2 separate regions of the Mus musculus genome follow, and region 2 is linked to region 1. Evidence: chromatin loops called from intact Hi-C (ENCODE). Cell type or tissue: left cerebral cortex. All regions are shown on one strand. Each heading gives the region's core, and the rest is flanking DNA. Links, peaks and the distances in the headings are about the cores only.

Region 1 (15,543 bases), core at 3,321-11,320:
GCCACAGTCGCAACCCCTGGGCAGTGTTCATTTTAACAGAACAGAGCAAGTGTTCTGAACGGAGCATACATTTCAGTTTTCTACTTGTTGACTAAGATGTGGCAGGATGGGATAAAGGGCAGTTATGGTCCAAACAGCTGCTCCTGATGGCCAGCGTCATCAGCTGTGGTCATACCTAGGAATAAAGGTCCTGGACTCACAGCTCATACAGAACTGTTGGAACAATTCTGTCTTGTTCTAACCACTTTGTGTCGTGAGTCATCTTGAGCCTTGAGTGCTTCTATAAGATGCTTTTGCTCAGAGCTGGGACTTGGATTATTACACATTCCCCCTAAGGGTCACTGAACAGTGAATCTGTGCCTTTAGAAAATGTTTTTGGGTGTGAAAAAAATTAACGTTGACTCCAAGAGTATAAATACTTTTTAGTGCATACTCTTTTCTGCACAATCCAGCATGGAGTTTAAGGATCAGATCCTGAACAGCCTCTCTTGGCCTCAATGTTGAAATGGGCATCAGAGGAGGAAGTAGCTTGTAGTAGGCAGGTTGGTGCACCTGTGCACTCCAAGTAGTTGCCCCATGATGGGACATGTGACTGCCTCATCTTATGCTTTTTAAAAGGGGATTCTCCACTCAGCATGTGGTCTTGCTCTGTAATCAGAGACAGTCCGACCAGGGAAACTTTCTACCGACCTTGTTGGCTCAACCTTGTTGGCTGGCTTCATTTGCTCTCGGTGCTAAACAGCTGAGAAAAGAAAACGAGAGCGGAAGGAAAAGGAAGGATTGGATGACAGGGTTCTCCACGGCGCCTGCCGCTCCAACACATCCAGATCTCAGTTGGGAGCAGGGGTGGACTGAGGATCACGCAGCGAAGCATTCTCTGTTCTGCTGACTGCATATTTGGCAGTGTTTGTTTCAATGGAGCCATGTAGCCCCCACAATCCATTTAGGTAATGAATCCACCGAGCTGTCCCCAGTCTCTTATTTTCTAAGTTGTGTTGGAGAACGTCTTTCAGACGGCTTGGGAACAGTTGGGCGTGCCATTCAGAGGTCCTTGCAGGAGAGCACCAACTTTAAACTGGTGCTGCTTGCCCTTTGAAACCCCAGCAACTGAAAAGGCAAGCTTGACATACTTTGTCTTTGTATTCTGTAGCTTTGGCTTGGATGGCTGGGCTTCTTAGATTAAAGAATGCAGCCGTGAGAGGGTGTCAGCCTTGAGGCAGAGCTCCTATCCTGAGTTCCATGGGCTCCCAGTGTCTTCCTTTTCTTGAGAATGGAAGAAGTCAGCAAAAGATGGGAGGATTTTTTGCTTTGTTTTGGTCTCCTCTCTCCCATAATAATTCTCTCTGAAATTGGTATTTCTTTCCTTTAATTTTACTCTGTGAAGAATTATAAAAGTGTCAGGAAACAATATGGTATAACCGATTCTAATTTTTGTTCTAACAAAGCATGAAAATAAAATAAAACAAAATAATTTGCAAACTTGGGGACTTTTACATTCTATTAGATTCAAGTTCTATTTAATCTCATTTGCATGTAAATTTTGTGATTTCCAATCTATTCCAAGTGCATGAATTTTCAGTGCAATTTCCAAAGCAGGATGTCCTTTTTAAAAAAAAATTGTATCCATAATTTTTCATTTGTATGACTAGCTTATTTGGATTATCTACCCTGCCATGAGGACAAGCATATTGAAATGCCTATCTAAATAATATATATGCATGTCATCTGTCACACATAGTATAATATTTATTATATTTATATATGCATGCAACTTCATTCATTCACTCATTTCTGCTCTTCCATATAGAATCACGGGATACATTTTTACTATGAAGTGAATCCTGAGAGGATTCCGGGTGCTTAAGCAGCCAGGATACCACTGATGCAGACACATAAAGGTCCTGCACCACAGTCTGAGAGGGGCTGCTTCAGCATGGGTCGTTACAGATCGGACTTTATCTGTGTCACCTTTAAACCACTGCATGGAATAACAACACATGTGACTGGGATTCTGAAATCTACGAAGCTGCTCTTGCTCTCTATCAGAGTGGTGACCTAGTAGCACCCAAATGGCTATCCTGCTGGGACACAAGGTGCCCTTCCAGTTGGCCTGGCTGTCCTTCTCACTGAGGTGATGGAATGAATATTGGAATTATGTGAGCTGAGTTTGACTAGTCTGGCCCTTGGGCAGTGAGCAGGTGGTCAGTCTATACACATGCATACAGAGGAGTTATCAGGGCATGTCTAGGAATCCCTTGGGCTTGGCCTTGCTATAAGTAGAAAGTGAAGCCTTTGGGTGAGAGGCGTTTCCCTCGCAGACATAAGGATCTTAGTGTTTACAGAAGAAGAGATAAGGGAGTGGAATAGAATATCCAGGGTCAATGCCAGTTCTACCCTTAAAAGGAACAGTCACAGTGTGGCTTCTTGGGAGCTGCTCAAAAAGATAGGGATAGTGTTCATGGCAGCTGCTACTGTGCCTCCTTCCTCTAAGTGCCCTTCCTGGACCCTTATACTCTGTCTTTTGCTGGCTAGTCTCTCCTGAAGGAATGAAGAGAGTCACCTGCTCTTTTCTCCATCACGGACTGTACCATTTCTCAGCTTGACTCCCTCTTAGCAACTGATTAGCCTTCCATTCTTTTCTGGCACTTCTGTAGCTGACCCACAACCTCTTCAGGAGCCGTTTGCTGGCAATCTCTTTGAGGTCTTTGGATGTCTCTAATTGGTCTAAAACAGTTAGGTGATGTATATGATCAGAAAGGGAACTATTCAGAGAGCTAGCAACCCTTTCGAACTCCCAGCAACATTGACTTAGTGTGCTACCTAGTGGACCAACATGGATGGGATGGCAGGATCTGCTTGTTGCAAGCCTTTTGAAACTCGTCTGACGGTCATTTTTTTCGCCTTTAGGTAGAAGGTCTGGAATCATAGAAGAAAGAATTATTCTGCTTTGCCCTCTCTTGGTTTCTGACCCACATCATATTTCTTATGCTGAGTGACCTCAGCGTTTTTCTGCAGGAAAATGACTGAATTTTAAAAGCTTTCCCTGATAATGGTCCCGAATGAGATTTCAGAGATAGAGCATCAAAATGCAGCTTGGTGACATCAACTGTACTGCACACCTTAAGATAGAGCCACAGGAAATAGTTTTCTAAGCCAGGGAGATGACAGGCCATAGTTTGGGTTTTGAATGGCCCTGTAAAGGCTCAGCCTGTCAAGGTCTTAGTCCCCGAGTGATCTGTATTAAAGGTGAGAAAATGCGTAAGTGATAGGAACTGGTGGAAAATCTGATGCCATCGGGGAGGGTGGGACCCCAAATCCTTTCTCCTCCTCTTTCCCTTCCTGGACACACACTGAGCTACTTTACTCTGCTGTATCTTCTGCCATGAGAACGACTTTTGTCAGTCTTGAAGCAACAGAGCCACAGGGTCCCGGACTTCAGCCTCCAAAACGATGGGCCCAAATGAACAGTTCCTTTATTAAGTTGATTATTTGAAATATTTTATTATGGTCACAATAAGCTAGTGATATTTAAAATGTATTTGCCATTCTAAGGCAAGATGGCCTACTTTGCAGATTGATGCTTCACTGTTTTAGCTACTGCTAGTGTTCTATGGCAGGGGTCCTGAGAAGTAATTTTCCAGCCCCATAGAAAAGAGAGCCTTGAGTTTCTGTCTAGACCTGCATAGGAGGGAGCCAGTCCTATGTGTCTTCCTGCACTTTGCTGAGTTCATGACTACAGGAGGACCTAGTTCCTCACCACCATCCCTCTAGCATAAATAATGACATTTGAAAAACAAAGTAAAGTGAAACACAAATACACACAAGACTCCTTTAGGAGTCCTTTGGATAGAGTTTTATCTTTCATTTGACCTTTTGTTGGAGACACAGAAATTCATGAACATAAAAACATAGCTCAAGCTGCTTGTCAAATTGCAGACTGGAAACCTCGGCTTACTACAAATTGATCTAATTACGTGCTATTAAAATTGGTACCCCAGGGTGAGTTCTTATCCTTTGCACGAAAGATGACATTGCAGATTTCTGTGTACAATGCAGGCAAGTCAAATGCTTTTATGGGTGAATTTTCCAAATGGGGATAGCAAAGTGCCAGGGACAGCGTGCTTGAAACATGGAGATGTGTAATTGCTAGGGATTGTAGTTTTCATTTCAGCAGATTAAAGAGAAATAAAAAGAAGCCATGTCCTTCATCTGCAGTGCCTGGACAGTCCAGACTCAGCCTAGGACTGAGTGGGGAACCATAGGAGGGACTGTGAAAGCTCAGAGGACCATGGTGCTTAGTCTCCCTGCCTTCTCTCCCAACAGCATCTCAGCTCTGTTTGCCTTCTTCTTTGAAAGCTCATTAGGGATTTTAACAAATCAGAAAGGCTTCCAGCAGATAATGCCGTTCTGTAAGGTAGCCATGCTGCCCTACCACGAGCTTTCATATCGGCATGTCTCTGCTCAGTTGTGAGAACACCAAAGCCACCAGTTAGAAAGCAGTGAGGAGAGAGAAACACCTCCACCATGAAGCAGAGAGTACTGATTGCTCTTCCACCACTACTCAATTATCTCCCCCCTTTGCACTGCAGGATATAGATACAGTATAGGTTGCTTTCTGTACACAGGTGAGGTCAAGTGAAATACAAGGCCAGAGCCCGGGGTTGGGCAATGGAAAAAGAAGGCAAGGCTAAAAGTTTTGGAGAGGAGACAGAGAGACAAAGAAAGGGAAGAAGGACAGGAAAAAATGGAGGAAGAAGAGGAACTGGACCCACGTGGCCTGAAGTAGCCACAGGAAGTTATGGATATCATAGAAAAGCGATAGAATAATATAGGGCACATTTGTCCAATCTAGGTGGGCAGATGTATCAATATCAATTGAGTTTTAAGTTCTTTGTGTGAGTATTTTATGGGTTGAGAATTTACTGTTATAAATCTGACTGATAAATTACAAGCCTCTAGAGTCTTAATTATAAGGGGCCAGTGGTTTAGAGCTAGCTACAGGGTCTAGCAAGGGGCAGATGGCATGGGAAGATACAAGCAGATCATTGTCAGCAAACCGAGGGAAACGGGGCAGACCATCTCTTGGGGACATACATGGGGGTGTTGCCAGTGAGTAGCAGGTGTTAGTGTGGATTGTTTCTATTATTAATTATTACATGCTACAGGAAGGAGTCATCTGTGAAGGGAATACTGGGAGATGGAGATGCTGTCTTGGTGATGGAGCAAGGGAAAGTGGGATCCTAACCATGTGCCAATGCAGGGAGCTTTGAAGACAAGTAGCCAGATCTGTTACATACATTGTTTCTGAATTCCAGGCTCAGGTCTATTTGATGGCCTCTTTCCACCTCCCTTTTAATTCATTGTGTTTATTTATTTGTTTTATTTTTGCCTTATCTTGCTGATGTTGGAAATCTTACATAGAATCCCATATATGTGGTAGGCAAGCACTGTACCACTGAGCCATACATAAGCCCTTCACTTGGGCATTTATGACCATAAGCTGAACTCTTGATATTCTGGGACTTTGAGTTTCCTTTTGGAAGAAAATCTAGGAAACAGTGTAAAGACCCCAAGAAGAGTGAAATGGAAAGAGAAACATACTATCTGAAGAAGTATGACAGAGAGTGGGCCTGGAGAGTCCTCACTCTTTGAAGAGCTGGGCTGATAGTATTATTCACCAAGCTTTCACTCTTCAAATCACCTCTGAGGAACTAGCTTCCTAGATCTGACAGGGTTTTACAAGTATGTGAGTGGCTAAAAAGTGTCATGAAAGGATCTTGTAGAGTAACCACAAAGCCCTCATATAGGGGACAAGAAATAGAAGTTGTGGAGACCAGATACTGCCAGCCCGTACCCATGGCAGTCAGTTGCCACAGCAACTATTGGAATAGGACTTGTGGAGAAGATATGAAAGATAGCAATATCTAAGAGTCATCTTTGTGCTTTATCATCATCCCATGTTAGAGTTATGCATAATTTACCTGGAATCTAGTTTTTAAGATATCTATGATGGTTAATCTCAAATGTCAACATGATAGGATTTAGATTCATATAGAAACAAACCTCTGAACATATATGTGAGGAACTATCTCAATTAAATTGAGGTGGAAAGTCCCACTTTAAAGGTAGGTGGTGCCATTCTATGGACTGAGATTCCTAAAACGTAAAGGAGAAAGCATACTAACATTCCCATTCTATGACCAGTCACCTCCTGCTCCTGGTAACATACCTTCCCAACTGTGACAGCCTGGATACCCTGAGAACTGTAAGCTTAAATACGTTGGTACCTTCCTCCCTTTCAGCTATGAACATTTATATCTGTTCCAAAAATCATTCGTATTAAAACAATATTCCCTAAAGCATGCAAACACAAATACCATTATATGGAAAGCATGAGTTATATTTATACATTTAGGAATATACATGTATAAATATTTATGTACTTCAAATAGTAACTAAAGAAAAAGAGACCATAAAATTGAGAGTGAGAGCAATGGGGGTACATGAGGGATCTGCTGGAACTGAATGGGAAAAGGTAAATGGTGCAATGGAAATGATATAAATAAGAACAAAACCCTTTATGCTCAGGGACTGGAACGATGGTTCTAGTGGCAAATAGCACTGTGTCTGCTCTTCCAGAGGACCTGGGTGTGATTATCATCACCCACAGCTCACAACTGTCCCTGACTCCAGTTCTAGGGGATCTTCTGGCCTTTGTGTGCCTCAGTCTTCCATGTGGTACACAGATCTAGAAATGCTGGCAAAACAGTCACATGGATAAAAAAATAAATCTTTTATTAATAAAACCACAATTTAATAAAGATGTTAAGCCTTTAGATAGTAAGTAGATCATGAGAGATTGCCCCCATGAATTGCTTAGTGACTTCTGGAGAGATTAAAGGACTAAATTTGTCCCTCACCCCTTCTACTGTGTGAACATACATCATCTGTCCCCTTAGGAGGATGTGGAATTTCAAGCATCAACCTTGAAGCACATGTTATGTGCTTACCATAAAACAGCAAACTATAGCAGATCTATTCATTTGTTTTTGTCTCTCCTTTCTCCAACTAAATGTTATTTCATGACAGCAGAGATTTTGTTTTATTACATGACATTCCTCCAGTACTCAGAATAGCATCTGACTCACAGCAGATAAAAACTGCCCAGGGAGGATCCTGCACAGGCAATGGAGGCACACTAATCCAGTTGGACAGCCTTTAGTATCTTCAAAGAACAGATACCAGCGAAGAAGTGGAGGGTTCCAGAGCTGGCATGTGTCCTAAAAGATGTCACGCTTCGGGTCTTGTTCTCTGTCCTTCAGATACTTTAAGTGCTTAGGCAATGATGGCTTCATGGCCAAGAAGGTGCCAGTTGCTGCTAGCTCAAGTCTGAGGTATCCTGGCACAAAGCCCCAAGTCATCTTGTTCTCCAAGATTCTGACCGTTAGAGCCATAATGCAAATGAAGGCCTTCTGGAGCACGCCCTCATGTAGTTTTTCTTAGTACATATGTAGTTTCTCCTTTGGGGACAGCATGCATGCTTTTCTATGAGTATAATAAATTTTTCTAAAATAGAAGACAGAGGTAAAATTCAGCACTGATTTTAGACTTCTGATTTTTTGGACCGAGTCACATTTTAGGAAAAGGAAAGGCAAAAAGGCCTTGGCATTGGGTTTCAGAGGAAATTATAGAACAATATGAAAACTAGGTATGGACAATGACATGCAAAAATCAAGGTCCTGCTCTATTAAGAGAGGATAAAATAACAACTGACAGTCAAATCTGGTCAACTGCTTGTTTTTATAAATAGTGTTTCATTGGCACACAGCCTGCTTATTATTTAGAAATTGTCTGAGGTTAATTCCATGCTCTAAGGACAGAGCTGAGTAGGTGTGATAGGACAGTGTGATCCATAAGGCCTAAAATGCTCACTGCTTGGAAATCTACAGATAAAGTTTGCTGACCAATGATATAGAAGGAAAGCTGTGTATTGGGAACCCAACTAACCTAGATTCTAGTTTCTGCTCTGTAGCTTAAGCTGTATCTATATGAGCAACTGGTCGACCTTCAAAGAGCTATGTTTTGTTTTGTTGTTTTGTTTTGTTTTTGTTTTTAACTTTTCATACAAGGTATGATCTGGGTTTATTTACTCAGATGGATGTTGACTTGGATGTCTGTAACCTAAAAGAAGACTCACAAATTTGTTGAACAACAGTAACTGAAAATAAGACACTGAATTTTAGTAGGAATATGTTCAGTGTCTGTGAATCAAAGGGATACAGAGGCAACCAGATGAAGTAAACCATGAGGAAACCCTGAAGGCCTGCTGTTCCTTGCTGTTCATTCCAAGAATGGCTCTTAATGCGTGTCTTACTTACTTTCCTCATTCCTTTGACAAAATATCTGACAAAGGGAATTTAAGAAAAAGGGTTATTTTGATTCACTGTTTGAGGATGTAGAAGCAATGGCTGCAAGAATAAGAGGCAGATGGTCATATTAGAGCTGCAGTCAAGAAGCAGAGAGAGATGAATACTTGTGCTACACTCAGTTTCTTCTTTATCCCGCCCGCCCAAAAAGAAGTAGACTCACAATTCCTTGTTACAACCTATCTCTCTGTTATAGAGTTTGTAATTTGCATACTGGGAAACCAGACAAAGACACACTATCTCAGAGAGAATGGTCTTCTACCAGTAGGCCTCTGTGTTGTGTGTGAATAGGAAGGAGGGAGGCCGAGGTATTGATCCCTTAGGCTGCACAGCACATTTTTCTGAGACCCTTGGACTTTGCTTAGGCAAAATCCCACAACTGCTTTCTGCTTTTTAATGCAGTCATAGATCTTAGCCCATGGGATGGTACTGCACACAGTTTGTCTGGGTTTTCTTACCTCGGTCTAGAAACACTCTCATCATATCCATGTCTCCTAGGTAATTCTAAATCCCGTCAAATTGACAGTTAATATTAGGTTTCACAGTGTGTTTCCTATACCTGGGGTGGAGGATAGACTTTAAATAACTCCAAACCATACAAATGAAGGGAGAAAGGTATCCAAGTAGGGGGGGAGAGGAAGACTCTACATGATGATGCCACGTGTTCTTTGCTTCTGTTGTTATTGTTCAGCCCTGCTTTTCCCTTTTCTAGATGGGAAACCCAACTGATGCATTTTTATTTTTCCGTTTGGGTTTGATGGTTTCTACCTGCACTCCTGTCTACTTCTGGCTAACTCCACCAGCCTCCAGCAGCTTAAGCTAAGAGCCCAAGACTGGCAGTCACAGAGAAGCAGCTTTATGCTCCAAGTTCATTATTAACACCTAATATGACCTTGAAAAAGTTGCTTAATCTTTCTGAACCTCGGTTTCATGGGCTGTAAAATGAAGAGAATCCATCCTCATTAAATCACTGTGAAAATGCTAATGAGATTGGATAACTCCTTCCAGCACCCATCCCCCTGCTTGCCCTTTGCAAAAGCGGTGGAACAACTTACAAATTAGATGCTTTGAAGTCAGAGGCAGCCTCTGTTGTCATTTCCAAGAGATGAATCCTGGCAGGCTGTGTGCCTGGTTTTTTTAAAGCTTTGCTGACATTTATATATAGAAAATATGGAGGCGTTTATCATCCACTTCTTTTAGAACAAGCTCCCACAGGTCTGAGGCTCTTTAAAACAGAAACATATTTAAATGTATATAAAGATCATAGAAGGATAAAAATCTTCATGCGAACTCAGGGGGTAAGTCTATGGGATTTGGAGAGGGCATGGCTCAGAATCTGGCATGTTATAGCTTTCTTCTTGCATGTCCTAGGAATACTCTGTGACAGAGGATTGCAGAGTTATCAGGAGTTTGTTTCTATTGGTATAGGTTTAAAATGCCAGGTAGGAGAACATAACATTCTTTTTTATTTGCCAAAGAACCTTTTTCTCCTCAAAATTTGTGACCTAGAAAGGTCATACAGAATATTAGCCTTCTCCGGGCCCTGATCATTCTCACCCGAATGTTTGTTCTTATACCTTCCAGATAAGCGAAATGTAGGCTAGTTTGGTGGGGTAAGCTGGAAGCACCTGTGACCTGTGATAGCAAAGCTGGGAATCAAGTCCATCTGAGTCAGGCCATTCTTCCAGCCACCTTGAGGTCCCAGCCATATGAGACAACGAGAAATAGACAGTCCCCTGAGTTCAAGCCTCCTGATTGCTTCGTGGGACAAGCAGCCCAGGTAGACAAAATTATTTGGTAACAATTTTAAAAGCTCACAAAAATCTGTAATTGTTCCAAAAAAAGAGTATTTTTTTTCAAACTAGATTTTAAAAGAAGATAAGAGAATGCAGAATGTCACAAGAGGGCCTGAGGTAGCTAACTGGTAAATCTTATAACCACATGGAAGTATTATACCATGGGATATGGAAATGCTGCTGCTGGACAGGACAAATGCTCCCTTCCCCAAGCATCAAGACTCGACTCTGCCTTCTTCCCTGCCCTTTCCAATCAGAGAAGAAGAGTGGATATCTTATGGTATAGCAACCATCCTAAGGCCTTCTGAGTTGTTTTCTAGCTGAGAGATTCAGTATGAGATGTGTAGCCACAAGTTGAGAACTTTTGCTCTATCAGTTTCAAAGTTTCTGGTCTTAGATTAAAAATTTTAATAAATCTGGGCTGAATTTTGCTCTAATTTAATTCATATGGCCATGTGTACTATTTGACACAAGCTAAGGTCATTTAGGAAAACAGAATCTCAATTGAGAAAATGCCACTGTCAGATTGGCCTGTTAGAAAGTCTGGAAAGGTATTTATACCAGTACCCTGCTATTTTTATTACTATGACTCTGTAGTATAATTTGAAACCAGCTATGGTGATATCTCCAGGTTCTTTTTGCTCAGAATTGGTTTGACTACCTGGAGCCTTTTGCATGTGAAATCCCCCAAACACTATTTCAGTGAAGAACAACAGGAAAATGCAAAAATCAAAGAAACAATGTTAGTTTATGAAAAAAAAAAAAAAAAAGAAAAGTTCGTGAACCCATAGCCTAACTGACTAATATGAAGAGATTCAAACTCACAAATTTAGAGACGAAAATGAAGACATCACAGCAGATATCAATGTAGTTTGGAAAATCTTTAGCAAACACCTTCAAAACCAATTATGTGGAAAAATCTAAAAGAAATGAATGAGTTCCTAGGTTCATAAGTTAAATCAAAATTAAATAACATAACCAGATTTAAAACCAGTAGTAGCATTAAATGTAATAAAAATATTCTTCAAAGTAGCCACTGATAAGTTCTATAAGACCTTTAAAGAGAACCTAACATACTAATGCTTCTGAAACTACTCTACAAAATAGAGAGGGGAGGAATTCCTCAACACTCTCTTTAAAAAGTCAGCATTACTCTGAAGACAGAGCCAAATAAAGATATGCTAAAAAAGAAAATTACAGATCAATTTTCCCAATGAACATAAATCTAAATATTCTCAATTACATACTTACAAAATGCCCATGAAATGCTAACACAGCCTAAGAACAAAAAGATGGACTAAAGTCCAGTCATATAAAGATGATAGAGGCCTTTAAAGGGGAAATTAATAAGTCCTTAAAGAAATATAGGAAAATACAACCAAACAGGTGAGGGAAGTAAATAAAACAGCTCAAGAACTGAAAAATAGAAATAGTAGCAAAAAAACAAAACAAAACAAAAACCAAACCAAACCAACCAAACAAACAAAACCAAAAAAAAAAAACAAAAAAACAAACAAACAAACAAACAAAAAATCCCCAGAAAAACAGAAAAACAAAAACAACAAAACCCCAAACTTAGGCAATCACGGAGATTGAAAACCCAGGAAAGAACTAAAGATACAAAAATTACCAACAGAGTACAAGAGATGGAATAGGGAATCTCAGGCATAGAAGATATGATAGAAGAAATTGATATATTGATCAAAGAAAATGCAAAATCTAAAAAGTTGATGACATATATCATCCAGGATTTTTGGGACATTATGAAAATACCAAACCTCAGAGAAATAGAAGAAGAAGAAGGAGGAGGAGGAGGAGGAGGAGGAGGAGGGGGAGGGGGAGGGGGGGAGGGAGAGGAGGGGGAGGGGGAGGGGGAGGGGGAGGGGGAGGGGGAGGGGGAAAGCACAAGAAATAAATTTCACACCAGTAAAACCAAAAGAAGAGACTCTCTCTCTTGTTCTCTTTCCTTTCCCACTCTCATAAACACACACACACACACACACACACACACACACACACACAAACACACACACACACTAATCATCAACATCAAAGTTACAGAAATTAACGATCATTGGTCATTAATATCTCTCAGTATCAGTGCACTCAATTCCCCATTAAAAAGACACAGACTAACAGAATGAATATGAAAACAGGACCTTCATTCTTCTGCATACAATACAACACACCTCAATATCAAAGATAGACATTGTTCAGAGTAAAGGGTTGCATAAAGATTTTCTAAGCAAACAGACCTAAGAAGCAAGCTGGGATAGCCATTTAATACTAAATAAAATGGACTTTCAACCAAAATTCATCAAAAGCATTGGGTAAGGACACCTCACACTCATCAAAGGAAAATTCCACCAAGATGACATCTCAGTTCTAAATATCTATGCCTCAAATGCAAGGGGACCAACATTCATAATAGAAACATTATTAAAGCTTAAATTACACATTAATACTCACACAGTGGGATATTTCAACACCCCAGTTTTAACATCACCAAGACAGAAACTAAACAGAGAAACCAACAGACATTATGAATCAAGTGGGCCTAAAACATATCTGTAGAGCATTTCACCCAAACACAAAATAATATACTTTTTTCTCAGCATTTTACAGAACTCTCTCCAAAATTGCCCATATACTCTGTCACAAAACAAGCCTCAATAAGAACAAGAGGATTGAAATAACCCCTTGCACTTTATCAGATCACCATGGATTAAAGTTGGACTTCTATAGCAACAGAAATAACAGAAAGCCTACAAACTCATGAAAACTGAAAAACTCTCTACTCAAGGACCACTGGATCAAAGAAGGAGTGAAGAAAGAAATTAAAGACTTTCTAGAATTCAATGAAATTGAGGTACAACATATCCAAACTATGGTGCACAATGAAAGCAGTGTTGAGAGGAAAAAGCACTAAGTGTATCTATAAAGAAACTGAAGAAAACCGGGCAGTGGTGGTGTATGCCTTTAATACCAGGACTTGGGAGGCAGAGGCAGACAGATTTCTGAGTTCAAGGCCAGCCTGGTGAGTTCCAGGACAGTGAGGGCTATACAGAGAAACCCTGTCAAAAAAAAAAAAAAAAAAAAAAAAAAAAAAAAAAAAAAAAAGAAAAAAGAAAAAAAGAAAGAAAAGAAAAGAACAAGAAGAAAGAAAAGAAAAAGGAAAAGAAAAGAAAAAGAAAAAGAAAGAAAAGAAATAAACAAACAAGCTTTTGAACAAAAAGAACCAAGCACACCCAAGAGGAATAAACAACAGGAAATAATCAAACTCAGAGCTAAAATCAATAAATTTGAAACAAAGAAAGCAATTCAAAGAATCAATGAAACCAAGAATTGGTTCTTTGAGAAAATCAACAAGATAGTCATACCCTTAGCCAAACTAACTATAGAGCACAGGTACAGTATCCTAATTAACAAAATCAGGAATGAAAAGGAGAACAGACACTGAGGAAATCCAAAGAATCTTTGGGTCTTATTTCAAAAGCTTGAACTCCATAAAATTGGAAAATCTAAATGAAATGGCTAGTTTTCTTGATAGATTCCACTTATCAAAGTTAAATCAAGGTCACATAGCAATCTAAACAGTCTTATAACCCCTAAGGAAATATACTCAGTCTTAAAAGTCTCTCAACCAGAAAAGGTCCAGGTCCAAATGATTTTAGCACAAAATTCTACCAGAGTTTCAAAGAAGAGCTAATACCAATATTCCTTAAAGTATTTCAGAAAATAGAAACATAAGGAACATTGCTAATCTCACTCTATGAGGCCATAGTCATGTTGATAACAAAGAGACACAAAGACTCAAGAAGGAGAATTTCAGACCAATTTCCCTTATAAATACTGATGCAGAAATAATTCAATAATATACTTATGAATCAAATACAAAGACATATCAAAAACATCATCTACAATGATCAAGTTGATTTCATCCCCGTGATGCAGAGGTAGTTCAATATATGGAAATTCATCAACATAATCTACTATATAAACATTCTGAAAGGAAATAAAGATCATCTCATTAGATTCTGAAAAAGTCTTTGACATAATCCAACACCACTTCATGTTAAAAGTCTTGGAGAGATCAGGGTTACAAGGTACGTACCTAAACACAATAAAGGCAGCATACACCAAGCCAATAGCCAACATCAAATTAAATGGAGAGAAAGTTAAAGCAATTCTACTAAAATCAGGGACAAAACAAGGCTGACCACTCTCTCCCTATCTCTTCAATAAAGTACTTGAAGTTCTAGCCATAGCAATAAGACAGCTAAAGGACATCAAGTAGATACAAATTGCAAAATAAGTTAAAATATTACTATTCACAGGTGGGATGGTAGTATATGTAAGTGACCCCAAAAACTCTACCAGAGAATTCCTACAGCTGATAAATACTTTCAGCGAAGTAGTAGAATACAAAATTAATTTAAAAAAAATCAGTAACCATCCTTTATACAAACAATAAACAAGCTGAACAAGAAATCAAGAAAACAACACCCTTCACAATAGCCACAAATAATATAAAATATCTTGGTGAAACTCTAACCAAGCACGTGAAATATCTGTAAGACAAGAACTCCATGTCTCTGAAGAAACACATTGAATAACCTATCAGGAGACAGAAAGATCTCCCATGCTCAGGAACTGGTAGTATTAATATAGTAAAAATGGCCATCTTAACAAAAGCAACTTACAGATTCAATGGAATTCCCACCAACATTCTAACAATTATTTACAGACCTTGAGAGAACAATTCTTAACTTCATATGGAAAAATAAAACAAACAAAGAAACAAACAAAAACCCAGGATAGTTAAAATGATCCTGAACAATAAAATAACTTTCTTGAGGTATCACCATCCCTGATCTCAAACTGTACTACAGAGCAATAGTAATAAAAACTTCACAGTAGTGGTATAGAAACAGACAGGTTGATTAATAGAATTGAATTGAAGACTCTGAAATAAACTGATATACTTACAGAAACTTGATTTTTGACAAAGAAGTCAAAACCATAAAATGAAAAAAAAAGTATCTTCAACAAATGGTCTATCTGGATGCTTGCACGTAGAAGAATGAAAATAGATTCATATTATTATTCTGCATAAAACTCAAGTCCAAGTGGACCCAAGAACTCAACACAAAACTGGATACATTAGATCTAATAGAAGAGAAAGTGTGGAATAGTTTGGTACAGGAGCCAACTTCATGAACAGAACACCAATAGCTCAGACACTAAAAACAACAATTAATAATGGGGCCTCATGAAAGTGAAAAGCTTCTTTAAGGCAAAGGTCACTGTCAACACCACAA
Region 2 (15,543 bases), core at 3,561-11,560, 70 kb after region 1:
AATAATGATTACTCCCTGTCTCTTCAGATTCCTTAATGAGAGAATTAGTGAAATAACCTGGTGGTCAGTAAACCAGATGCTCTAACAAGATTTCCTCTGGTCTCCTACTATTGCCTACCATCTTGGGCCCCCAGTTCCCCTCTCCCCAACCACCCTTAAATCTCTGCTCAAGAAAAAGTGTCCAGAGTACTACCATCACTTTCTATCATCAACAAAAAGCTAGAATGTTAGGTCCAAAGTGGACCCCCCCCCCAAGTTGCAGTGCTTATGACAATGTCCAAAACAGAAGGACAATGACCAGGTAAACAGGATTGTTATTGGGTAAACAGAAACATAAATTCAGAATTGCCCAGGAGTCTCCTCAGGTAGGAAAATCACTATTTCTTTTATTCTCCCCAGCTACCATGTACAAGGTCATCTAGTTCCTGATTACCAGCAGATCGAAGCCCCCATGCTAATTTCCAGTCTGTTCTGGCTCTCACTTTTCCTCCTGTGCCTGTCCCCTTAAAACTGACACAGCTTCTCCCCTGGCCTTTGTTCTTTGCCCCCTGAAAGATAGTTTGAGTCCTCAAACTAGTCAAGTTTGATGGTCTTACCACACCCTCACATTTAGGTGATGAGGGATCTGACACAGGAATGAATTAATCTTTTGCTGTATTCATAGGAGAATGTGAAGTGGAGGAAGGTAGGATATGAGGATTTGTGGGCTACAGACTGCTCTGGTCTTCTCCAGTGCCTCTTCTTTCTGCTTCTTCCCATCTGCTGTGAAGTAGACGGCCTCCACTAATATCTATTCTCTATATATTCTGCTTCACAACACCATAGGATCTTGAAGTGAGATAATGACTGGACCATATTAACAATCAGTCAAATCAGGCAATACCTCCCTTTAGTTGATATGTCCAGATACGTGGCCCTTAGCACACATACTGTGCACAGATGCAGGAGGATGCTTTTCCCATCAGGCAGTGCTGAGGTAGGGATATCAGACAAGTGTTCTCTCTCCAGTTTTGATTGCTCCTAGGAGTCATTTTGACTCCACTGTCTCTTTACCTGAGGATGGTAAGAGTTATGGATATTCAGGACTAAAGGGAACAGATTTCCCCTAAATCCCTCAACAATTTAAGGTAAAACCCTGCCGTGTAGTTTTGAAAATCACTAAGAACACAGAGCAGGCAGTGTGGAAGTCAGACCATGAGGCATAAGAAGTATTGAAGGTACCACTTTCCTTTTCTGCTCCGCTCCTGGTGAGATCACAGATCCTGTCTGAAGGTTGCAACCTAATTCCTAATATGGAACCTGATTTTATGTTTGCTCCATCTCTGATCTTGCACATACTGACCAGAGAAGAGCTATTCTCATAGCACTTCCCTGTATTGTAGTACCTATTCCAGGCTCAAACTCAGTGTTATTCCTCCCCTCAGAGGAAAGAAGGTCAGACCTTTATAGCTTCCTAAATCAAGTGATGTGCTACGAATTGACAGTGATAATCTTGGTTCTCAGAGTGGCACACTGTAGTTTATTACTAATATTTTTATGAGAAAGCTGAATTTCACTGGGGCTGGGTGGACTACTATTAGGATAATCACTATGTTTTAAGGGTAGCTAGTGTCTAGCACTTCTTACCGGGGTGAGTTCCATTCAAGGTTTGGGCTTAGCTCCAGGCACTTATCAAAAAAGAATCCACAGTCTGGGGGCACTGTTGAAGGAATGTTAAAGGTTAAGGTGTATATTCTATCAAACAACACTGAAAATAGGTCATATTCTGGATTGGGTCAAGTAATGGAGCGGAGTTTAGGCACACAATAAACACACAGGTATTTCGTAAACCATTGAGAACTACTGAAAGCAGAGTGCAGGGAAGCCTCTTGAGAAAGAAATCCCAAGAACCAGGGGTTCTGATGTCCAAAATAGAGAAGGAGGATGTGCTGGCTTTTGACAAGACAGAACTTTTCCTTCATTTTTGACTTCTACCTTATTGTTCTAACCAGATCCTCAGCACAGAGGAGGACTGTAGACATTGGACAGAAATGTTGTTCACTCCATCTACTGATTCAAATGCTATTTAGTATCCTCTGGAAACACCGTCAAAGACACAGCAAAACAGTGTTTATGAGTTTTGTAGGCATCCCCTTGTCTTCTCAAGTTGATATGTAAAATTAATCTCAAAATCAGCTCATTCTACACCCCTGTAGAGGAAAGTAAGACTTAGAAATGTTGAGGTCAAACTTGGTCATGTGTGATTGTATGTTGAGTTCCTCCCTTAGCGTTTCTTGAGCCTTCCTGTTGGGGATGTTTTCTTCCTCAAAAAGGATAAAAATTTTTTTCTTGGGGACGTAGTAGGCTCAGACAGTAACCTTGGGGTGACATTAAGTATAAGATATAATGCATACCTGTGTCCCTGCTGTCTGCTTCCTGACTAGGAAAGGAAACAAATAAAAGTCTCTGAAACAGTTTGGAGTGCTGCACTGTGTTTCTCAGATCTGGCTCTCATTTCTTCAGCTGATGGGGCAAAGCCCATGCTTCTTGGTGCCCCGTTTCCCACTCTACAACAGAGTAGCTCTCAGTGTCTATTCATGTTCATTACAAAGAGCATGAGGAAGGATATTTAGCCTCTAACAGATCCAGATCGATACAGATCAGATATGGTTGTCAAAAGTTTTGTTGCTGGAGAGATGGCTCAAAGCTTTAGAGCACTGACTACTCTTCCAGAGGTCCTTAGTTCAATTTCCAGCAAACACATGTTGACTCACAATCATCTGTAATGGGATCCAATGCCCACTTCTGGTGTGTCTGAAATCAGCAATGCTGTAGTCATATACTTAAAATAAGTAAATCAATTTAATAAAAAAATTTGTTAAACAAAGAATAAAATCACAAATAATAGTAGCAGCACTAATTCAGTTTGAAAATAATTTTATTTCCTTGATGGAAATGAAAAATGTACTGTTTTCCTTTTGGTTATGGACATTAATTATGTAAACAACTCAGGTTCATTATAAGAAACATAGTTCAGATAAGTCATATGAAAGAAGGATTCACCCACAATCCACTTCTCAGGTAGAAAACCATTTTTAACTTCAGTGCAAATTTCTCCTTTGTTTTCTTTGTTATGTGTGAATATATGCAAGTGTTATATGATTGTACTCCACCCTCTCCTATGTACACACACACACACACACACACACAGAGAGAGAGAGAGAGAGAGAGAGAGAGAGAGAGAGAGAGAAATTTATCCCCTTATTAGCTGAACAGTTCTGAAACTCCCTGTTGACCTACATAGTAATAGATTGTGAAAATCTTTTCATACCAACAAAATTCAGCTTGTAAGTAGCTGAATTAACATTCCATTGTGTCAGGGAATCATGATTTATTTAAATAATTTTCATTGCTGGAAGTTAAAATAAAGTTTCCTTCTTCCTACTACCATGATATTAATTTTGTATAGGTTTCATTCTGACTTTTTCTTAAATGGCTGTAAGATTCCTTTGGTCATGTCCATCCTCCAGCATCCTCTCTCAATCCCCTTCCTCACAACAGGCCCCTTTCCTGCTTGATGGGATTTAAAACAACTTAATTATCCTGTAGAGTGATGCAACCAACATATTTAGTGGCTTTTCAGATCAGTTTTTTAGGAGGCATTCCTAGAAGCAGAATTGTGGGCCAAAGCATATGCGCATTTTGTGGTAGCTGAGAAGGAGGTGGGCAATTTCAGAAGGCCCTGCAGGTGCTGCTCACAGCAGAGTACACGAAGAAGCTGCTTTCTCCACAGCCTTGCCAACAATAGGCATTTTCCCTCCCTTAAAACTTTGCCAACTTGAGATGTGTAAAATGGTATTTTGTACCCATTCCCATTTCTTGCTCAGTGGTGAGCTTACAGGGTTTTTTCCCCCATATGTTTCTTAGCCATTTGCATTTTGCTCGTTACATGTTGTGATTGAAGTCATCTAGAGGTACAGGAGTGCGTTTATATCCCTTTCAATTAAAGAAATAAAAGGCAGGAAAGAATGTGTTGCTGGAGATCTTGGAGAGTCCCAGTAAAGTAGATACAATACCTGGGAAGTCGGGGCTCCCTCTTACTGTTCTTAGTTTCATTAATAAAAGAATTTAAGAATGTTCATGAGCAGAATTTCCAGGACAATTTATTAGAGTTTAAAAGGAATCCCCAAGTCAGCCAAGCTACAAATCGTGAAGCTGCTGGAAAGAAGGTGAGACAGTGGCTTAAAAGACAAGGCAGCATGAAAGTCAGCCACCTACAGGTGATCAAAAGGTGGGAAAGGGGGCAGAGCAAGGATGCCCAAACATTAGTCAGGCAGCTTAAAAGCCATGAAGTGGACATTTCTGGTTTCTTTGAAGACTCAGTTGTGTCATGTAATTTTTTTTTCTTGAACTGTTTTATGAGAGGATGTTTTGCTGAGGCATACATGTCGTGTTTTTCTGGAAGCTGACTAGAAAAGGGGCATGTAATGTTTTGCTAGCCCATATGCTTGAGATGTTTGGAAGGGGAATAAAAGTGACCCAACAGACAGTGGATGATGGTGTGTGGCATTGTTTTGCCTTGTTACTCTTTGCTTGTCTTCAGTGGACTTTGCTGACACCAGTCTTCACTGATGATGCTGTGGCATTGGTTCACTTTGATTCTTTGCTGATCATTGTTTGTTGTGATTTCATAAAGAGAAATACACCAATGAACTAACTCATGATATTCTGTCCGCTTCCTGCCACTTCTGCAGACTTGGGCCAATTAACAGAGACTTGAAATTTCTTGATCAAACTGCTGTTGCTCATTCACGAATAGTGTTTGTTAGTGGATTGCACCACCACTGTTGGTTTGTGTGAACTGAACTGCTGATATCATGACACTGAAAATTGGAATCACCCAAGAAAACAATTTCTAACAGGTCCACACCCCCTTTGGCCTATTGACTTGCCGCAGACCCTTTGGGCCCCTTTGCGTGGAACGGGTCTCTAGTCGCGGGTGAACAAAGTGTCGGATGAATTGACAGACAGATGCACACAGGAGAGGTTGTGTAGGATCTGAATGTAATATCTAATCGAGCATCAGACTTTTTATACAGAAGACAATAAGGAAGTTGGGTGACATACCCTCACGGTACAAAGAGGTTACTGGATTCTTACATAAAACAGAGGAATGCATACACAGAAGGTCTAACAGGAATCACCTGGGATAGAATTCATTGTTAACAACTGGGATCAACAAGGGCTCCACCTAAGATTCACTTAATCTTAGAAGCCAGGGTCAAGGGCTTCATGCCCTTGCCATAGTTCCTATTTTAGTCTGTTGTATAGTCCACCTTCCCCTTAGGCCATTGTAACTACGTGTATGGGTGTAACTTCGCTATAGTTCTAAGTATCTATTCTGGTTTCTCCTTTGGTCTGAAACTTCCTTCTTCCTTAGTGATGGTAAATTCCTGTGTAAGGGAGTAACTTAGCTTTTATTCAAAGTGACAGTTTAGTACCAGAGGCTATTCTGATTAGCAACATTCTTACTGAATTTCAAGCCCGTGGTCTTGCTCAAGGACGTTCTAGGACTGTTGGAACACTGGCGGAAAGCTTTAGCTATGTCAGAATTCAATCTTAAAAGGCACTTATAATAGGATAATACTGAAAGAGAGCACATGGATCCATACACTAGACTAACACGGGAATGGAAAATTAATGTATGGGTTAGAGAGAACGCCAGACTCCAGGAGCAAGTTTCTGTGAAACTCTTTTGCTTCATGAGTAGCTTTCAAGCCTCAGCCTGTTACTGGAGAACGTGGCATTGACTTTTCCATTACCTCTGGTTGGTGCTGGGCTAGAATGGAGGAAAACTTGTTTAAGAACCCTTATTAAAATAGGTTTTAAAAACTCTAAGCCTACAAGTACATCTATGCCCTGGCCAGCATCTAAAAGCAAATGACAAAGAAAAAAAAAAAAACCAACTATTTATGCTTTCTACCTTTTAGAGGCAGTTGTCGGAAAGGTGGCAGAGCCAGCTCTAGCTCAAGGCTGAGTCTGGCCCTTCACTAGGTGCTAAGGATTCTGAACAGGGAAGTCATACTATTTTCAGCTGAACCTGTTGTCCTGCGCTTTTCCCTTGCTAGGACCCTGTCCTGCTTCCTTGAATCAAAACTCATGGAAGAAACAAGGCTGTGTCATCACTTAGATATAGATTTCATGTTCTTTGTTCAGTAACATTTCTAAGTAAATACATTCATCAATAATCTACCTAGCTTATCTAGGGTATGGAAGTTCAAGTTGTTGTTTTTTTAATTTGTCTTATCAGATGCAGCCTTTCCTTACTGAGAACATCATTTTAAGTAATCCAAGTGCCAACCAAAACCTTTTACTCCTTTCATTTTCTCTTTCTTCCTACTTTTCTGAAGTGTGGATCCATTCTCTCTACCTTTAGATAATCTTGGACATTTAGTTTGGGGCTAAGAATAAATGTCAATGTAAGATGCCGCTCAGGCTGAGCCAGAGTCTTCGATGAGTGTTTGTTTGTCTGTTAGGTGTGTGGGTGGAGAGTTGGGTATAAAGCCAGTGTCTGGGAGATGTCTGCTTGTATGAGAACCCGGAAGGCTTCTGCTACTCCAGCACGTGTGACAGGAGCACAGGCCACTTGTTAAACCCAAGCTATGTTTTGATACAGACTCAGGAACGATAAACACAGCCCACAATGCAGACATTTTAAACAAGATTTCACAGAGAATTACAAGTGATGAGGTAGCTTCTAAAACGACTTCCTGCAACTCCACCAGGGATTATAGAGGCTTCCTCTGGTCAGGTGTGCCTGACCCTCGAATTTCTCTGAGGTCTCAAATCCTCCCTTCCCTTCCCTTCCCTTCCCTTCCCTTCCCTTCCCTTCCCTTCCCTTCCCTTCCCTTCCCTTCCCTTCCCTTCCCTTTCCCCAGATAGTCTCTTCTCTTCCAGAGTCCCTTTTCTTGGTTACTATATTACCTTATCTCCCCTGTTTGCTGAGTGACTCTATTCATTCCTAAACTGTAGTAGTTAAGGCTGCTTGCTTACTGGTGGCCTGAGTTATTAGTAACCATTACTACTTCATGATCCTGAATCTTTCATTCTCTTTGAGGACACTGTCTGCCAGTCTGTGCTCCAATATCATTGCTTCACTTATGCCAGTGCTGGGCCGTGGGTGGGGGAGAGGTTTTTAAACTTTATCTGAGGTCTGGAGCTAAAGATATTCCTCTCTTGTCATCATTGAAAGTCATTGGAAGAACACTCATGTGACCTGAGAATATCACATACTTTCTATAAAGCAAAGCAACAAAAGTAAAAAAGCTGCAAAGCTTCTAATGCTATGTGCAGTAGTTAGTGTTTTGGAAACATTCGTTAACGCCTGGCCATGCTAGTGGACATTTCCTATTTTCCTTTTGAAATCCACAACTCATGTCCACAGTTGGATTCACCCAGTGGTGGATACAGAATATTTTTCCTAATTATCCCAAACCATCACTAATACAGTGCAGTTGTGTCTGATAGACTTCTACTGAAACATTGTGTGTGCAGGGAGGGGGGTGGTTTAAAGCACATTAAAGGGGCAGCTTATAGGTCCTTAGCTGGCACTGTAATTCCTAATACTTTATTTCCTATCTCTTAAACATCAGCATGCTCACTACACAAGAGAGCTGGCTTCTTTTCTCTTGAGAATTTTCTCTTTTTCTTATAATTCACAAGCCATCATGCCTTAGTAAATATTCAAGTTTTTCCAGACACCATATGTTTATTTTGTTTCATAACCATCTCCTCTCAGAACTATGCCAAAGCACCATTCAAAAAAGAAGAATTTTTCCACTGAGATTAAGCGCTCTCACCAATGTGTTGGCACAAATCAATACAGCTATAAAATGTTTGCATTTATTTTCCCGAGAAACCTATTTCTACTCATGTTAGATAAAGAGGGCAATGGGAAACCACAGCCACAGTTCCATACATGTCCAGCTTAGTGAAGAATGGATCAGGACAGATGTGAACACAGCATGGGCAACTCTCTGGAAGCTGCATCATCAAAATGCATGCATGACAACTCAGGAACACTGCACCACAGCAGTTTTCTGTGCATTGGGTAGACAACTACACCACTATGGAGTCTCCCGCCTGCTCCCCTCCATTGTCTGATGCTTATATGACCTCAGGAAGGAGCCTGCTATGTCTTGGACGTATTACGAATTGCCTGAGTGTTACGTGTTTCTTATGTACTTCATGCGTCTCTTTTCCTTCCAGGAGGAAATCTTTCAATGAAGAGGAAATCGCTATACAACACGTGTAGCCCCGCCCCTACTGCGCTGTACAGTCCACTCCTACGAATGTGCTCTGCCTATCTTTTTGTCTTGTTTATAGATGTCCACATGCACTGCTCCTTTTCTTCACGTCCCTCTCCTCTCTTTCTATTAAGACAGCCAATTTAGAAGCTCAACTATTTTGCTGACCGCGAGTCAGTTCCCTAGTTGCTTCCCTTTTCTCTTTCCTCTAAACAGTAGGTAGCAGGCCAGGTTGTTTAGTGTGTTCTCCTAAGTGTATGTTATCAGCAAGCCTCTACTTCTGTTCCAACGTTTTCTTGCCCCTGAAATCCCTAGATCGGCTGCAGAAAGTTCAAACGTACAGAACCATTTCTCTTTAATTGCTTGGTTGGTGTGACATATGGCTCCAGTAGCCTCCTAGGTTAGCTTTGCCTCATTCATCAGAAAGAAGATGTGCCTATCCCTGCCAAAGACTCTTATCCTGTTTGCCTTCAAGAAAGTCATATATCATCTGGCCTGGTCCAGAGATGTTTGGCTTAATGCTGTAATTATAACTGTGAGTACCTGGACTGGCCCTCCTGCTGGCCTCAGATGCAGTTGTTTCTCATGAGTGTGACTAATGGCCATTGCTGAGGACAGGAGATGATTCATTTCCACTGACTCCTGTGGTTTCTAAATAAAACACTTAAGCAAAGAATAGACAAAAGGAAAGTTTCAGACAGTGATGAAACTGCTGTCAGTTCTATCTGACATGGTTTATTTCCAGCTCAGGGACCATACATTAGGAGTAAAAAGATAACTCACCTCCTAAAAATTTTGTGATAAATGTTCACAATAGTATGATTGAAGTACTTATTGAAAAGCATGTTATTAACATGAAAAGGTTTCCCCTAAATTTAGTTAATAGTGTACTGACATTTTAATAGAAAGCCTTACTGATAAATACTAAGCACTGAGTGGCTGAGTAGACAGGACCTGTGAGGAGCTGAGTTGACTCCAGACCTGTGACCTATAAGCATACGTGTCAAGTGTGTTTAATGCTGTGTTCCCCTTAATCCACAACTCCCAGGTATACCAAGAAGCTACATAGGTTCTGCATATAGATCTCAAAGTGAGGAGGTTATATTTTAGAACCTGAAGTGAAAATGGCCAAAAGAGTCTAAGGAACATTAATGGTATGTGGCCTGAGGTCTGCCCACATCAGCCTTACCTGGATGCTTGTAAGGAACTCAGAATCTAGATCCCATGTAAGACTCCCTAACCCAGAATTTATGCTAATAGGAGGGGAGATCTGGAAAGGGGATAACATTTGAAATGTAAATAAAGAAAATATCCAATAAAAGGCAAAAAAAAAAAAAGATCCCAGGTGCTTTCTATTGAAGTATGAAGAGAACTGTAAGTCAGACACCTGCAACCCAACTCACATACATACCCCTCACAGCCCCAACACCCTACACACAAGCCCACAGACATCCCCACACCCCACACTCCATACACGCCCTCACACCCCATACATACCACACAAACTCCCACCCTCACTCCCAGTCTTCCCTGCACCTCTCACACACCCTCCCCCACACTGAGAAAAATACAGTGTTTGTGTCTTAATAAACCATAGAATACACTTCTTTCCTTCTCTTCCTTAAAATTCAAATCTCATAAAATATTTATAGAAAGGAAAACATTTGAATAGAGACAATTTGTTTGTAAAGATTTATTAAATGAATTAAACCAGGGCTTAAAAAGGTTTTACTGTAAAGGCACTGTAGGTAGTGTCTCTGTAAATGCCACAGCTGGCAGAGTAACAGCATGAAACAGGAAGGATATCTAGTTCTGTATAAACTAGCTGGTATTGGTTCAAACTTCTAGAATCTCACTCTGGGTAGTTTATTGTAAATATATTTAAATACAGTACAATTTAGGGGAAAAAATTCCTGGTGTACCACAATCCACTCTTCTTAAAATACATCCATAAAGATGTTCTAAAGACAGGGTACATGTGTTACCGTAAAGGCCTAGGAGAGAATTTGGTGTGGTATAGGATGCAGCTAGTAGAGGTATTTGGGGCTATTAGCTTCCTCCTGTGCTTGTTATGGGAGTGTGGGGAAATTCCTTGTGCATACAGGTAAAACAGAGATCACCTATCCTAGTGGTGAGAGCTTGGGAGAGCCACTGCCTATCTAGATAATGCAAAGGTCATCTAGACTCTTAGCCACCTCTGGCCTACTTGTGGCAGCTCTGTATGGCCTGGCCCTACAAATCATGAAGATCACCACACTATTAATCACCTCCATTATCAGCCTTCTGGTGGAAAAACATGTTACACATCTTTTTCTTAGAAAAGACAACTCTGTGTGTTTAGCGTTCCTTGTATCCCTAGACCTTTGTTCTTCCAATACAACATAAGAGAGTTATCATAGCATATGCTATGATAGGATATACTGAAGAGGCAGAGGCAAGAGGATCACCAGAGCAATATGAATGCAAGAGACCTATTTCTTATGGGTACATTTTGCTGTTAAGTTGATGTTATCCTATTTCTTGAGAATTTGCAATGGCTGTATAATGTGTATGATGACAGCTATTTATTAACCAGGATGCTTCCTTCACCAGAAAGTGATTGTAGCGTCTTTCAAAGCCAATGATATGGGCTGTAATGGCTTCTATCAGAATACAGAGGGTAATTAAATTAATGTATTAGAAGCATAATTCAGGCCTTTTGAGATAATGATCGTGTGTACAATGGTGTATGAAATTAGACATACACATTTTAATATAATTTTGCTAATGGCTAGACCACGTGCAGTTTTATCTGGTGTATGATAGGAACAATGTTGATACCAATGACTATCCATTAGATCTCTCTCTCTTCTGATACACAAGATACTGAATGTATAGAATCTTATCTTCACAAAGAAAAGGAGTAGTGGGATTCTACTTTATCCAAGAACTGCATATGGGCTATGTATAGAGCTGGGTACAAAAAGTAAATTATGGTGGTGATATTTTTACTCCCTGATACCTTATCTCCATGAAGTCAGACATATGTTCTTTTTTTAAAAGATTTATTTTTGTTATTTTTATTTATGTATAGATATGTATACCTGTGTGAATTTATGGCATATACATATAGGTGCTTATAGAAACCAAAAAGAGGGCATCTGATCCCCTGGAAACTTGAGTCACAGGCAGTTGTGAGTCACCCATTTCAGGGCATGTGGGACCATGCTACCAGAACTGGGAATCTCAGAGATCGGAGACAGTAGGGTTGGAGCTACCCCCTCTCAGCCTCCAATGCCTGTTCTGAGGCCACACAGAGAACCACAGGCACTCAGTCACACAGCATAACACCTGGAGTTCTTCTCCATGCTAATGAGGCACCTAGATAGCCTTAGCCTTCAGCCAATGACCTTCTCTTTCTGGATATTCTCATGCCCTTCTCTCAAGAGGTATATAATCCCTGGATCACTCCAAATAAGGTGTATGCATCCCCCAATAAAGCAATATGAACAAACAAAGACCATCTCAGAGAGCTGCTTCATCAAAGATCACTGCTTGGAAAGCTTTCACCTAAAGGAGCAGTGCCTAAGACTCCCAAAGGCTTTTCTCTTCTCCTGTCCTCCCTGAACTCAGCACTTGCTTTCAATCAGACTGAACCTTGCTCCTCTCGGGCTCTTCCTTCCCCTTTCTGCCTGGCATGAAGTTGCCCCAAGGGGAAATGGGGAACTCTCGGATCCGTTCAGACTTCCTCTTCAGGCAGTATATCAGCAGCACCTGAGAGCCGGGAACCACAGCATTCGTCCCATGTCATGCTTTTCCCTTCCAGTCGGGCATGCAGTGGCATCTGATGCATCAAAGGGAAACACGGGCTGTGGATTCTCTGTTCTGGCCTTTGCTCTGTCTTCTCTAGGGGCGAGCAGACATCAAGACTCCTAGCAGAGAGAGAGACAAATTGCAGTACCAACTCATGTGATTGTCCAGTGCTGAACTCAGGTCCCGTCGAAGAGCAGCAATCAGCTTTTAACTGCTAAGCTACTTCTCCATCCTCAAAACCTATATTTTAGTAATATATCAGCAGTCTTATCATAAAGCTTGCTAAGAAGATACCCCTGGACTCTCTCTACTTCCCTCCCTCCCCCCCTCCCTCCTTCTCTCCTTTCCTTTCTTCTTCTACAACATGGTCTAATTAACAGTCCTTACTTGACTTTCAACATTGCTCTAAACACATAATAATCCAGGTTTTGAAAGAAAATATCAAACTAGACTCTAACTTGACTGATCAGGATCAAAACTACACCAAGGAAGACAGTGTGCTCCTTGTTACTTGACAGCTTATACTTGATGACTGTTTTGCACCATTAAAAACAACCTGTGTATTATGTCATTTAATAGATAATTTTTGGAGCAAAGTTTCCTAATTGCACCTAAGCTAACAAAAAGCATGCCAGACAGGCTGGTGCTCAGGGCAGCCTAGGTCTTCCAGGACCACTCAGTTCTCACAGCCCTTAGGTAACTGGGGCACACTGTTCAGTTCCCACTATTTCTTGGGCTGCTTAGATTGCAGAATCTTAAGCAGGAATATGGCACTTTTAATCTTGGAGGCTTGAGGAAGATTTCTTTGTCATCTCCTCACGGATTAGTCCTGCTGTATCTCCTCTATTGCCTTTCTTGGGGCTTACTTACACTGTATGTACTGCGGTTTGGATCTGTTCTCTGTATCTTTCAGGATTTACCTCTCTCTCAAATCATCTAAATGCAAGTCTGTCTGCAGATTGGCCACGGCTCAGTGTATTTTTTGATTCTATCAGAAACTTTTAAAGCCCCTGTCTTTGCCACGTGAACATAGCCTACCTAGATATTGTTCTAGGGATGATTTTTCTAGTGTCTTGTTTCATGTTATAGTTTGGATATAAAATGTCTCCAAGAGAGCTCATGTGATAAAAAACTTGGTTGTTAGCTGATGGGCTTTGCTTTGGGAAATAATTGGATCCTGGCTGATTTTATTTGTTTTGCCTTATCAGAGTATTAATCCATTGAATCTGTGTGAACAAGGTCTGTAAAAGCTGGAGCCTGGATGGAGAAAGCAGGTCACTGGTGTGTCTGTCAGGGCTGTGTCCTTGGACACTGGACATTCCTTGCTGTTGCTCTGTTTTCCAGCAATTATGAACGAGTGGTTTTGCTCCCACACATTGTCTGTGTACCCCAGGTACACAGCAACAGAGTCAGGCAACTATTGGCTGAAATCACATGAGAACAAAAGCAAAATGGATGTTTCTCCACCTAGGTTGCTATCTCAGGTGTTTTGTCTCAGTAATAAAATGCTGACATTTTTCATGCATATGAGTTGAGGTTCTCTGCTCTATACACACCCCAAGACAGCAGTGCACAGAGCTACAGGAGATTTTAAGGAGAAGAGTCATGGAGAAGAGAAACAGAGGTGGCGAATACCTCTCAACCAGGCGGTCTGCTGTTTGTTCAGGAGAGGGAAGGAGTATGCCAGACGATGACACAGGCATAAGAGAAGCTGGTGATGAGTCCTTTAGCCTCAGTTACCAGTCACATGCCAATTCTCACATTGGTCTTGAATCAACCTGAGTGTCTAATGTCTAGTAGCCCTGGCTAGGAGCCTCAGTGGGAAGGTTTGGGGTAGGCAATGCTTTTCAGCAGGTCTGGATAACACATGTTCCTGGTTTCCCCAGGGTGTTTTTTAGTTTTGATGCATGTCTCCTTTAAGTTTGTCAAACCTACTAAGTCATAACCACCCTGGAGAATTTCTATTTACAGGCTCAACATGGTTAAACGAGTCATCCTATCAGTTTGTTCTGGTCAGGATGATGAGATAGGTTCACTTGGGACTTGTAATTATCGCATCATTGTCAACTAGCTCAGGCACAGAGGCAAGGAAAGGGGAAATTTTACAGGAGCTTTGTCTACAGATACTGTTTAGGTAGCTTTGTGAGCAGGCAGAAGACTGAGGTAGGAGATGTAGCACAGAGTTTCCTACCTGATGAAGGAATATTTCTCCTAGTCAAAGTAAGCTAAGAGACTGTTCTTTTTCACCAGTTATGACTGCAGGAGCAATTGTCATGTTTTCCTAAGCACGCTCTCTATCCAGGAACAGAATGGGTACTGCAGTGAGCAGCTTCTCATACAAGCTTTAGCATCTTTCCCAGGATGCTATTATCTTTTGTGGCTCAGCAACTGCACAGAGCTGGCCTTGCATATCCAGGCTCCTACCTCTAACTCTACGGCTAGCATTGTGTGAGGCAATTCTTTAGGCAGTTCAGCCAGTTTCTCTATGCAATTTCTCCTTGGTAGGGTGAATATTGAGCTCCTCAAATCTCTCCTAAGCAGTCTTTACATTTTTCCTCCACTATATCCTATACCACATAGCATTCGAATGATGCCATTCTCAGAGCTAGGACTTTAGCTTTTTTTAAGGCAATAAAGCTTTCTGTGGGTTGGAAATAGCACTTTATTGGAGTGCTGCACTCTCCAGTGCCTGTTTGCGGTGATGATTTGTGTAGAAGAGTGAAGCAGAGAATGAGAAAATAGAATTCTGTATGTGTGTTGTAGCTACATATGGTCAAGAGAGCTACCCTGCTTGAGAAGGGAAGCCCACTGGAGAGCTTCAGAGGAGAAGCTGAAGGCACTGGGGCAGGTGCTGTGGGGTCACAAGTGCTGCATCTGTCGTCACCCTGTCATTCTGGCAGGATATAGGCAATTCGGGATGAAGGGAGAGGGATGAGCTAGCTCAGCAAACTCCACATACAGCAGAAGAGCCTAAAAAAGAAGAGACAGAGTTTCTTGTCTTTTGGCAAGAGGCAGGTGAGCTTCCCCTCGTGCTTCACAAGAACTGATGGGATTCATTCCATCTTAACCAAACTCCAAAGTTGCCTGATAAGACTTTCTCATTTCCAAATGTTCCTCGAAGGCCTATCTGTCCTGGGCCATCTGTCTAGAGAAGAGATTTGTCTGTGTGTTCATAGTCACCTGAGCCATGCAGAAGGTGAGAGACATTGACATCTGAGCAGCTTAAGTCTTAAGAACATCTCGGATAGCAGCTCCTCCTGACCACACCACTTTTTTTTTCCTTTTTGCCCCTAATGAATGCATCCAACAAGGCATATCATGGGTCAAAAGTAGACTTTCTGGAAGCCAGTTATGAAGAAAAAGAACTTTTATCAGTGAGATGTTATTTTCCTGGAGAGGACACAGCTGCTTTCTCATAGCTATCACATTTCATCCTGTTCAGCCAATTTCTCCCCAGTCTAAGGAA

What was found. Hi-C counts contacts between places; a loop is a spot of excess contacts. Peaks named below come from ENCODE experiments on the same cell type or tissue, not always from the same donor. Only the 100,000 strongest peaks of a DNase experiment are listed, where the experiment ranks them.
Region 2: it touches region 1 in a loop (2.3-fold over the local background); 2 of 42 quality-filtered maps call a loop at or near these places.

Annotation. Positions count from the first base shown.
Region 1 is chr9:23,488,343-23,503,885 of GRCm38, forward strand. No RefSeq gene overlaps it. Among named protein-coding and RNA genes, the nearest start is that of Gm39311, 85 kb to the right of the region's middle. In left cerebral cortex, for the core only: no CTCF peak of the experiment used is centred there; DNase peaks (open chromatin) are centred at 7,264, 8,518 and 9,513; H3K27ac peaks cover 4,466 bases.
Region 2 is chr9:23,558,360-23,573,902 of GRCm38, forward strand. No RefSeq gene overlaps it. Among named protein-coding and RNA genes, the nearest start is that of Gm39311, 15 kb to the right of the region's middle. In left cerebral cortex, for the core only: no CTCF peak of the experiment used is centred there; DNase peaks (open chromatin) are centred at 3,768, 7,787, 8,455 and 8,852; H3K27ac peaks cover 668 bases.